2 separate regions of the Mus musculus genome follow, and region 1 is linked to region 2. A link is a loop called in an ENCODE intact Hi-C map of the cell type or tissue named here. Cell type or tissue: left cerebral cortex. All regions are shown on one strand.

Region 1 (5,000 bases), 210 kb after region 2:
GTTAAACTCAATATCATTTGTGTCTTTTCAACAAGGCTACCAGACAATTGAAAGTTGCAACTGTAGCTCTAATTCTGTTTCCTTTAGTTAGAGATTTGATTTTCTTTAAACAAAGTTGCTGAGTTTGTAAGGTGCTTATGGACATTATAAATCTCCTGAATGGAGACATGACAGGATTTACAAGTGTATGTGACCACGATGTCATAATATCTCGTTCTAGTTATCTATTTTTTTCCCCTCACGAGCTCCAAAAACATCAGCGTTTACATCTTCTTAATCTCAAAGTCTCCTGTGGGGAAGGTCAGCTGTTTCAGACTTGGCCTTCCCCGAAAAAATTACATTTACTGAAACAAAGTAGCTTGCTATTCCATTGACTTTAACTTGGTTACAAGACTTGGGATGTAGCTCAGTTGGTAGACTGGAGCCAGCATGCAAGAAGCCCTGGGTTCAATTCCCAGCACTGAGCCTGCTCTTGCATGGTGTGGTGGTTTGAACCATAAGCTCCTATCTTTGAATGCTTGGTCACAGGGGGCTACTTAAAAGGATTGGGAGGTGTGACCTTGTTGGGAGAAGTGTCTCAATGGAGGTGGGCTTTGGGGTTTCAAATGCTCAAGCCAGGCCCAGTCTCTCTCTCTCTCTCTCTCTCTCTCTCTCTCTCTCTCTCTCGCTCACTCTCTCTCTCTCTGATCTGGATATAGAAATCTTAGCTACATGCTGCTATGCTTCCTGCCATGACATAACAAAGTAAACCTCTGAGTGTAAGCCAGCCCTAGTTTAATGCTTTCCTTTATACGAATTTCCACGGTCATGGAATCCCTTTACAGCAACCGCACAGTGACTATGGCACATGCCTATAATTGCTATAGGAGTAGTGATGGGGGATCAGAAGTTTGAGGCTAGCCTTGGCTACCGTGACCTTGAGGGATCAGAAGTTTGAGGCCAGCCTTGGCTACCGTGACCTTGAGACTAGGAAGGGGTTCGATGGCAGAGCGCTTGCCTGGCGTTTGTGGCCTTGATTTAGTCACTGACGCTGCAAAAGAGCGCACTCAAGACCCGCAGAAGCATTTTCCATCCAGGGGCTCAGTACAGCAACTCAACAACGCCAAAGAACAGCATATGTGATCATCCCCCTGCGTCCTGTAGAACTGTAGACTCTGAGATTTGGAAGGTACCTGCTCTACTACCTAAAGTCATAGTTAGGGCCACCCATCTAACCACCAATCAGACACCAAATAGTCACTGTGTTCCGGTGTCCGCTCTGTGCCAGGCACACATTTCATATCAACCAAAGAGCTCAGTGCGTCGGTTCTACCACCTCCACTCCAACGCTTTGGTGCACAGATGACGCACAGGTCACGAAGTGTAAGGGAGAGGCTGCCATGCTTCCTTAGAATGCTGGGATTTTTTTTTTCCTGGAATGTGGAGAGATTGGCAAAGCCATCAAACAGCACATTCCTCTTCAGCAGATAGAAATAGATGGTGATTGCACCAAATAACGGCAACAGTATGCTAACAGTATCATACAAGTCTTTCATTTTAGAGTAGTAAGATCATAATACAGACACACAAGCTGAGCCTGCTGCGCAGGTCTATGACCTGGGTACTCTAGAGGCTAGGGTGGGTAAGGTCCAAGTTCAAGGCCTGCTTGGGCTACAGAATGAGTCTGAGGCTAGACTACACAATTTGAAAGAGGACTGGGAATATAGACCAGCATGCTTGAGGCCCTAGGTTCAATCTTCAGTACTGTAAACAAATCAGAATTTCCCAGAAACCCTTGCTCTTCTGTGTTTCTGTACCAGCGTGAAGTTTGCCGTATTTCTTTTCCATGTGTTTCTCTGTATCTGGCATTCCACAAGGCATGCCTTCCTAGCTTGTGATTTTATCTCTTCTGTGTGTCCACATACTAGGCTTTCTCTCGACAAGAATGGGAACAAGACCAGCTCAGAAAAAGTGCTGAGCTTTTCAGATTTCACGGTCAAGGCCAAGTCAGAGCGCAGCCACCCAATGGCACTGCATGCAGCCAGCCACGGCTTCCAACAGCAATGCCTGGACACCCTCTATGTTTGATGTCTTGAAGGTGTTCAGGTTTTAACACCACACATACACACACACTCAGACACACACACACACCACACAAACACATACTCAGACATACATACACACTCACAGACACACAGAAACACACTCATGTACACACCACACAGACACACAGACACACTCACGTACACACCACACAGACACACAGAAACACACACACACTCAGACACACACACACACCACACAAACACATACTCAGATACACACACACACACACAGACACACACACACACTCATGTACACACCACACAGACACACACACACACAGACACACACACACTCATGTACACCACACACACACACACACACACACACAATTGCAGTTTATGGGGGCGGGGGCTGGGGGGAGAGTGCACAGAACTGAGGAGCTACTGCTCCAACCTTCCAGGCAAATCCTAACTCAGTACACTGTGTTATCCTGCCATCTGCTGGCCAAAGTGAGAATTGCGCCAAACACACTGGAAGGAAAATTGTAATTCAGAGCTCAGCTTGATTAATAAATAATACAAAGACTCTCTCTAAGGAGAAGCAGGTAAATCTCTTTGAAATACATCAGCAGTCCCCAGAGCGAAAATCACCCCTCCAAGTGTCACAAATGACAAGCAAACGCGTATAACAACCAAGTCTCAAATTCCACGGGATGTTATCTGTAGGAGACCCTGAAAGGCGGTGACTGCCTTAGTTCTCTGCAGCGTATGAACACGTCAAGTCACCTCTGAAGTAACCTTGCAGTAGTGATGACCCTTGGCCAGGGCACCACTCCTCGAACTCTTAGTGTTGTTTATAACTTCACTGTTGCCCCCGTGTCTTGCAGGTATGGGTGTAGATAGATGTATGTGTGTGTGCTGTCATGTGTGTGTGCCTGCATGTAGAGCCCAGAAGTCATCTTCAGGTGTTGTTCCACACTGTCCACCTAATTTTTTTTTGAGACAGACTCTCTCACTCTCACCCAGAGCCTGCCAGGTTCTGTAGGCTGGCTGTCCAGTGAGGCCCAGGCATCCATGCCAGTACTGGGATTTCAAACTCTGCCCACCATGCCCTTCCTTCTTATATAGATCCTGTAACCCCACTCATGTGCCCTGGGGAAGGAAGAGTGCCCGGTGTCCACACTGTCCTTTCATGCTGACCGTTTATGAGATTATCCATCCTCCGGGGCTGCTGCTTTCTGTGAACGCGATCCAGCTTCCTCCCTGCACTGCCTCACTAACAGAACTGTCTCCAGACCACACCAAGTCTAGACTGTGACAGCTGCTGTCATCCTGGATATAGCTTCATGCTTCACTCATTCCGGCCACCCGAGGACAAAACACCACATCCTCCGCATTCTGAACAATGCATTTTTATAGCCTCACATTAGAAAATATGCTGTGTGTTATTAAAGGGATCATCTTGATTAAGATGCTTGCATAAGAGGTCCACAGCCTACAAGGACCTAGATAAACAGCTGGGATACATGACAGAGGGAGACAGATAGATGGCAGTTTCCAGAAGTTGGCCAGGCTCTGCAGTGGCTTCTGGTGTCTGAGGCTAATTTAAAGCGATAAGTGAGAGAGCGATACACGTGGATGGGGCAGTAGAGCTGTGGTGCTGGGTTGCTGTCCCAGACAAACGAACAAAAAATAAGATAGAATAATAACCCATAAGCCTCAGACACAGGCAAGCACATCCCCTGTGAGCCAGGAGACACTCTGCTTTTCCTGAACCTTATATAATCACGGGGAGGGCAGAGAGAGAAGCCATGTCTTCAGGGACTTTAAAAGCCAAGCTAAGGAAACTGGAGAGAGAGCACAATAAATTGCATGCTCTGCACACCTATAAGGTATGGATTTGGTCCTCAAACCCACATGAAAATGATGGGCATTGGGGGCCTCCACCCTCTCAGAGGAGAAGCGAAGGAGGGATGGGAGAAGGATTGTGAGATGGGGTGACCAGAAGGATTGGCAGTGAGTGGGATGTAAAATGAATGAATAAAAATAATGATAATAAAAAGATTATGGCACAAATAAACTTGCTTCTGGATTTAATGGGAAAAGGAACTGATAGTCTTGGTGGCGCATACTAGGAAGCCCAGCACCCGGAACAGAAATAGACAGATCTCTGCAGCTTGATGGATGGACAACCCATCGAACCCAATTAGTGAGCCCCAGGCCCGGGAGAGACCCTGCCTCAAAGGAGGAGGAGGAGGCCATCTGTAAGGGTGACTCTCAAGGCTGTGCTCTGGCCTCCCCATGAATGCGCATACATACAACATGCACATACCCGCATGTGAGCACACACAAAGACACACCACAAACACTAAATAGTTGTTTTGCTTAAGCAGAGATTCTGAACTTTTTTAACAATCCAGAACATCTCACACCTCCCCACACACTTTAGGAATTGGGCTGTATCCCACTTTGCCTTGGATGCTAAGTACCTCTGAGAAAGGCTGGTCACTGGGTGTTATATAAAATGCTGCCCAGGGCAGACAGCTTGAGGAGTGCCCACAAAGGCTGCCAAAGAGACCTGGGCTTCCAAGAAGAAACAACCAGATCCCATCCAAACTGGAGCTCCGAACACCACAGGGCAACTAATACCACAGCTAGGGCTATCCCTATGGCCCTGCTGAAAGAGCCACATATAAAAATCTAAAGAGAATTTCATTTGTGACCTCTGCAGCAACCTTTGGTGGGATACTCAGCTCCTTGAGTTGGGTGCGGGAGGAGGTAGCCTCACATAAGAACAGAGATCTCCTGGCTGTACCCCAAAGCACCCCCAGCACTGATCCCTTGACTGTACCCCAAAACACCACAGCACTGATGGCTCCCCCTCCAGTGTCAGTCAACAGACAAGGTTCAGTAGGACCCCAAATGTGCTTCCCCACCAAATTCCAGGGCTGAGGACCAGATATAGACAGTTTAAGG
Region 2 (5,000 bases):
AAACAAAACAAAACTTCACATGCTGGGTAGTGGTGGTGCATGCCTTTAATCCCAACACTTGGGAGGCAGAGGCAGGAGGATTTCTGAGTTCGAGGCCAGCCTGGTCTACAAAGTGAGTTCTAGGACATACAGAGCTATACAGAGAAACCCTGTCTCGAAAACCAAACCAAACAAAAACAAAAACAAAACAAACAAAAAAACCCTTCACACACTGACGCTAGATACACCGCTGTAGTCCCAAGCCAACCTGGATGACACAGTAGGAGTACATAGTAAGTACTGAAAGAAAGGGAGAGGGAGGAGCAGGGTGAAGAAAAAAACCAACTGTGCTCTATTAAAAAAAAAAAAAAAATCAAAAGCTGGTGGTGATTTCAAAATGGCTGAACTGAGCAATGCTAATTGGGCAGTGGCTGTGGGAAAGGTCTACAGGACCAGAGGATCTACAAGCTCACACAGCAGCCTCCAGGTTCACCCTGGACACCATGATGAACTGTTTTTTCAGAAGCTGCCACCAGCAGCTACAAGATTCATCAACAGTTTCAATACTTGTATCAGTCACAGCCTGAGATGCCGCAGAAGATGTAAGGCACACTCATGGACCAGCTGCGGGGAAGTCTGGAAGGAAGTCTCAGAAATCAAAGAAGAAGGGGCCTAGATGCTTTCACAAACTGCTTGGAGAAGGCTAAAGACCACAGGGAGAACCTTGGAGACCAGCTGCAATCCCATGGTTCCCTAGTCCCTGCAGCTCTGGGCATTCAGCAGTGTCTTGTACAGGACAGGAGGAGACCAAGCACCAATAGTTGGCTGAGGCCATCCTGGCTGGGCCCACCAGCACCTAACAGGCTATATAGAGAACAAAGGAGTAACTGGCTAATATTATCCTGGCTGGGGCTACGCAGGTCCAGGTCTACCAGCATCTGACATGCTATACTGGGAGAGGAAGGGACTTGCAGTCAGCACTAGAGTGAGAAGATGACTGGGAACCAGAGCAGAGGTCAGTCAGAAGTTGAGGCCTTCGGTCAACATGCTGGGCCTGGGAGAGTATTTCTGGGTATAGCTGAAATAGTGTGTAGGGTTCCAGTGCCTAACTGTAATAGAGGCCTCACCACTGGCTCTGTGCTGCTGGAGACATGAACACACACACACACACACACACACACACAATAGAGGCCTCACCACTGGCTCTGTGCTGCTGGAGACATGAACACACACACACACACACACACACACAAACACAAACACACACACACCATTCCTCAGATTCCATCTGGAGGATTGTGACCTTTCCCAAACTTTGTCTCCTAGAGCTTTAACTAGCATCTCTGTTCATCTCTCTGGTTCCTCACCATCCCCATGCAAACCCTATGTAGTTGTTTCTAATCTATACTGATTGTCTTGTCATTGACAAGCCCAAGGGTCCCTGCCATGCTCTCCCCCAATCCATAAATATAAACACACACACACACACACACAGAGCTTTTATTCCTCAAAAGGCACTATTATTGATATCCAGAAAACATACTTATCAAAGAAGATGGTGGGATACATAAAGGAGTCCAGAGAATTAATAACGAACGTAATTTAAAGTATGGAGAATAACTAACCTAATTTAAAGTCCGGAGAACTAATAACTAGCCTAATTTAAGTTTGCAAGCAGTTTTAACACTTCACAAAAAAATATGTAAGTATCTAAAAAAAAAAAAGTCACACATGAATTACTTAAATTATCAAGAAGATGAGATTTAGAACCATACAGAAACCTCTCCACCAAAAAGACAGGCAACATAAACCGCGGGCAACAGTGCAGACTAGCCAGCCTCTGACATAGCTCATAGATGTGCAACATTTTGAATGACTTAGGCATGCATGTACTCTGTAACCCTGCGGTTCCAAAGGGATAGGGCTCAGAATCTGCTCAACCAATTCTGAGAAACAGCTCAAACACTCATCCCTAGGAGAATGGGTAACCAGATCTACTCAGACAACAGAATACAATTTCAGAAAATTAATACATACATACATACACACACACACACACACACACACATACATACACACACACAGCAAAGTAATACCCCGAACATTCTAATCAAACGAAGCTCCATATGAAAATGTACATCCTATTGATGTGACATTCTAGAGCAGGCAAAACTGAGGTATAAATAAGTTGCTTCGGTGGGTAATCCACGCAGGGACTGGAAAGTGGACATTGCTATTTTATCTCCTCATGGAGAATGGGTTACACAGGTGTTTGCACTTGTCAAAAGTCACTGACTAATAAACAAGATTTTTACACACACGCACACAAAGAGGAACAAACTCTGCACTCTATGGCGTGTGCCAGATCGCTTAGGAATAAAGCCGACTAACTCTGCAACATGCTTTGGAATTGACAATGACTAGTATGCTGTTTTATCACTCTGCCTGCGGCGGATACTGGTTAGGACAGCAAGCGCCGCCGAAGTGAGCCAGACTAGGCTTGACATCCATACTCTGCCCCTTGCTAAGCCCTGGGCCAGCAGCTTGCCCGGGACAGTGGCGGATCTGTCAGCCCCGTGCCCGCCCCAGACCCTCTCAGGACCATCACCCTCCCGCCAACACCGCAAGCACAGTCCACCACCCTCAAGCCCGAACCACAGCTCCGGGACTCACCACCAGCAGGTTCCTGTCCTCCACCAGCTGCCGCTTCCGCAGAATCTCGGATTTCAGGATGTCCATCTCGCTCCCAGGGTCTAAGTGTCTTCACTTTGACTCCCCAGCTCCTCGGCGGTAACCTCACCCGCCAGGGGAGGGGGAAGAGGACAAACCACGAAGCAACCAGAGCCCAATTATCGGAAAACAACAACTGCCGGAGCCGCTTCCGGCGGAAATCAGGATGAACGAAAGGAAGGTAGGGAGCGCCCCTCGGCGCGAACGCGGCCAAAACCGCTGAGTATTGTTGCCCCCTAGCGGAACCCTCCAGATACACACTTGTGATTTCAGTAACAGGTAGAAAAGAACAAAAGGCCGGGCAAAGGTAGCACAGGCCTTTAATCCCAGCACTTGGGAGGCAGAGGCAGGCAGATTTCTGAGTTGTCTCAAAAAAAAAAAAAAAACAACTGTTTGTCTCTTTAAATGGTTATTGTGCCCGATTGAACCAGCTTGTATACTCCTAAAGTTTGCTTCATAGTTCCTCAATTTACTTATTTGCCAAGAGTGCTAACATACTAGAGAATGAGAAATACATAAATAATACAAGTTTTAAAATGGCAGTGTTTATTAATTGCCTATTCAACACCCTGTAAATTTATTGTGTTTTCTGGTTATGCAATCAGCAATGAAGATTTTCAATGATGATTGGGAATATAATCATTCTTTCTTATAACCTAGCCCAAGAAAAAATATGTTGAAATTCTACTTTGATTTGTTTTTATTTTTATTGTGATTCAGGCACTCACTGTGTTGCCTGGGCAGGTCTCAAACTCTTGCTATCAAAGTAATCCTCCTGCCCCAACCGCAGAGTGGACCTCCATACTTGGCAGAGTTTTGGTTTTGTTTTGTTTTTTTTAATCTTAGAACCATTTATAACATATCTATTCTTGGTTCCATGCCATGAAAGCATCTTTGTTTTTAGTTGTCATAATTCAACAATATTTTATGTTACATTTTTCTATTCTAGAAGTAGTGAAATAACATTCAATTCAAACTCAAGTGTAGGTAAGATGGTTTATCAAAATAAAAACTGAAAGGATTGCTCATTAGAAAGTTTTATACTGGGGCTGGTGAGATGGCTCAGCGGTTAAGAGCACTGACTGCTCTTCTAAAGGTCCTGAGTTCAAATCCCAGCAACCACATGGTGGCTCACAACCATCTGTAATGAGATCTGATGCCCTCTTCTGGGGTGTCTGAAGACAACTACAGTGTACTTACATATAATAAATAAACAAATTTAAAAAAGAAAAGAAAGTTTTATACTGTGTGTGTGTGTCTGTGTGTGAAATAGGATATTTCATCTAAAAGATATCTGAGGACCAAAAAGATGGCTGAACAGCTAAAAATAGTTGCTGCCAAGACTGATGACCTGAGTGCAGTCCCTGGGAACCCACATGGTGGAAAGAAAAAGTAGATTCTCAAAGTCATCCTCTAACCACAACCACACCACCACATACACACACGTATACACACGCACGTTCACAACCACACCACCACATACACACACGTATACACACGCACGTTCACAACCACACCACCACATACACACACGTATACACACGCACGTTCACAACCACACCACCACATACACACACGTATACACACGCACGTTCACAACCACACCACCACATACACACACGTATACACACGCACGTTCACAACCACACCACCACATACACACACGTATACGCACACACGTTCACACATGCAACTGAAGAATAAATGACTAAATGTGGTAACTTTTTTAAAAAGTAAAAGATGCCTAACTTCTGTCCTTGGATGAAGCATGCTGACATTCTTATGTGAATAGTTGTTACCAGGGTCAAACCATTTACCCACATCCTTCTGATTTAGGAACTAGAGATGATGACCCCCAAACCTGAAGTGTTGGCATAGCTTATACAGTTCACAGAGAACCAGATGGGACACTATCAGGGTAAACTCAGAAAAGGCTATCTCCTCTTCAATTCCCATCTTTGACTTCTATGTTTATGCAAAGCGCATTAAATCATGATGAGGGTCTCAGATCAAAGAACGAAAAAGACGAATACCCGAGGGAGCAAATGGATGAGCAATTTAAACTACAGAAGAGGGGCACAGTGGGGAAGAGGACCAGCAGAGTTTAAAACAGATCAATCCTGCTATCCAGAAAATGTGTACACCATTTCATCACAAATATTATTTAAGAGTGAGATATTAGCTATAAATCAAAGGTCCTAAATTGAGGAATAGCTAAATTATAGGTCATACATACAACTGAATAGCACGAAACTACATTTGAAAAAAAATTCTCAACAATAGCAATGTTT

What was found. Peaks named below come from ENCODE experiments on the same cell type or tissue, not always from the same donor. Only the 100,000 strongest peaks of a DNase experiment are listed, where the experiment ranks them.
Region 1: a loop joins it to region 2, with 9 times the contacts of the local background. A loop is called at or near these places in 26 of 42 quality-filtered maps.

The regions. Positions count from the first base shown.
Region 1 is chr2:4,862,181-4,867,180 of GRCm38, forward strand. No RefSeq gene overlaps it. Among named protein-coding and RNA genes, the nearest start is that of Sephs1, 17 kb to the right of the region's middle. In left cerebral cortex, a CTCF peak has its summit at 2,544 (motif pointing left); DNase peaks (open chromatin) are centred at 2,528 and 3,357.
Region 2 is chr2:4,649,264-4,654,263 of GRCm38, forward strand. Prpf18 (pre-mRNA processing factor 18) reads right to left here and starts at 2,872. Exons shown (of 10, transcript NM_026045.4): 1 at 2,653-2,872. The coding sequence starts at 2,718. In left cerebral cortex, CTCF peaks have their summits at 2,944 (motif pointing left) and 3,147; a DNase peak (open chromatin) is centred at 2,885; H3K4me3 peaks cover 1,592 bases; H3K27ac peaks cover 638 bases.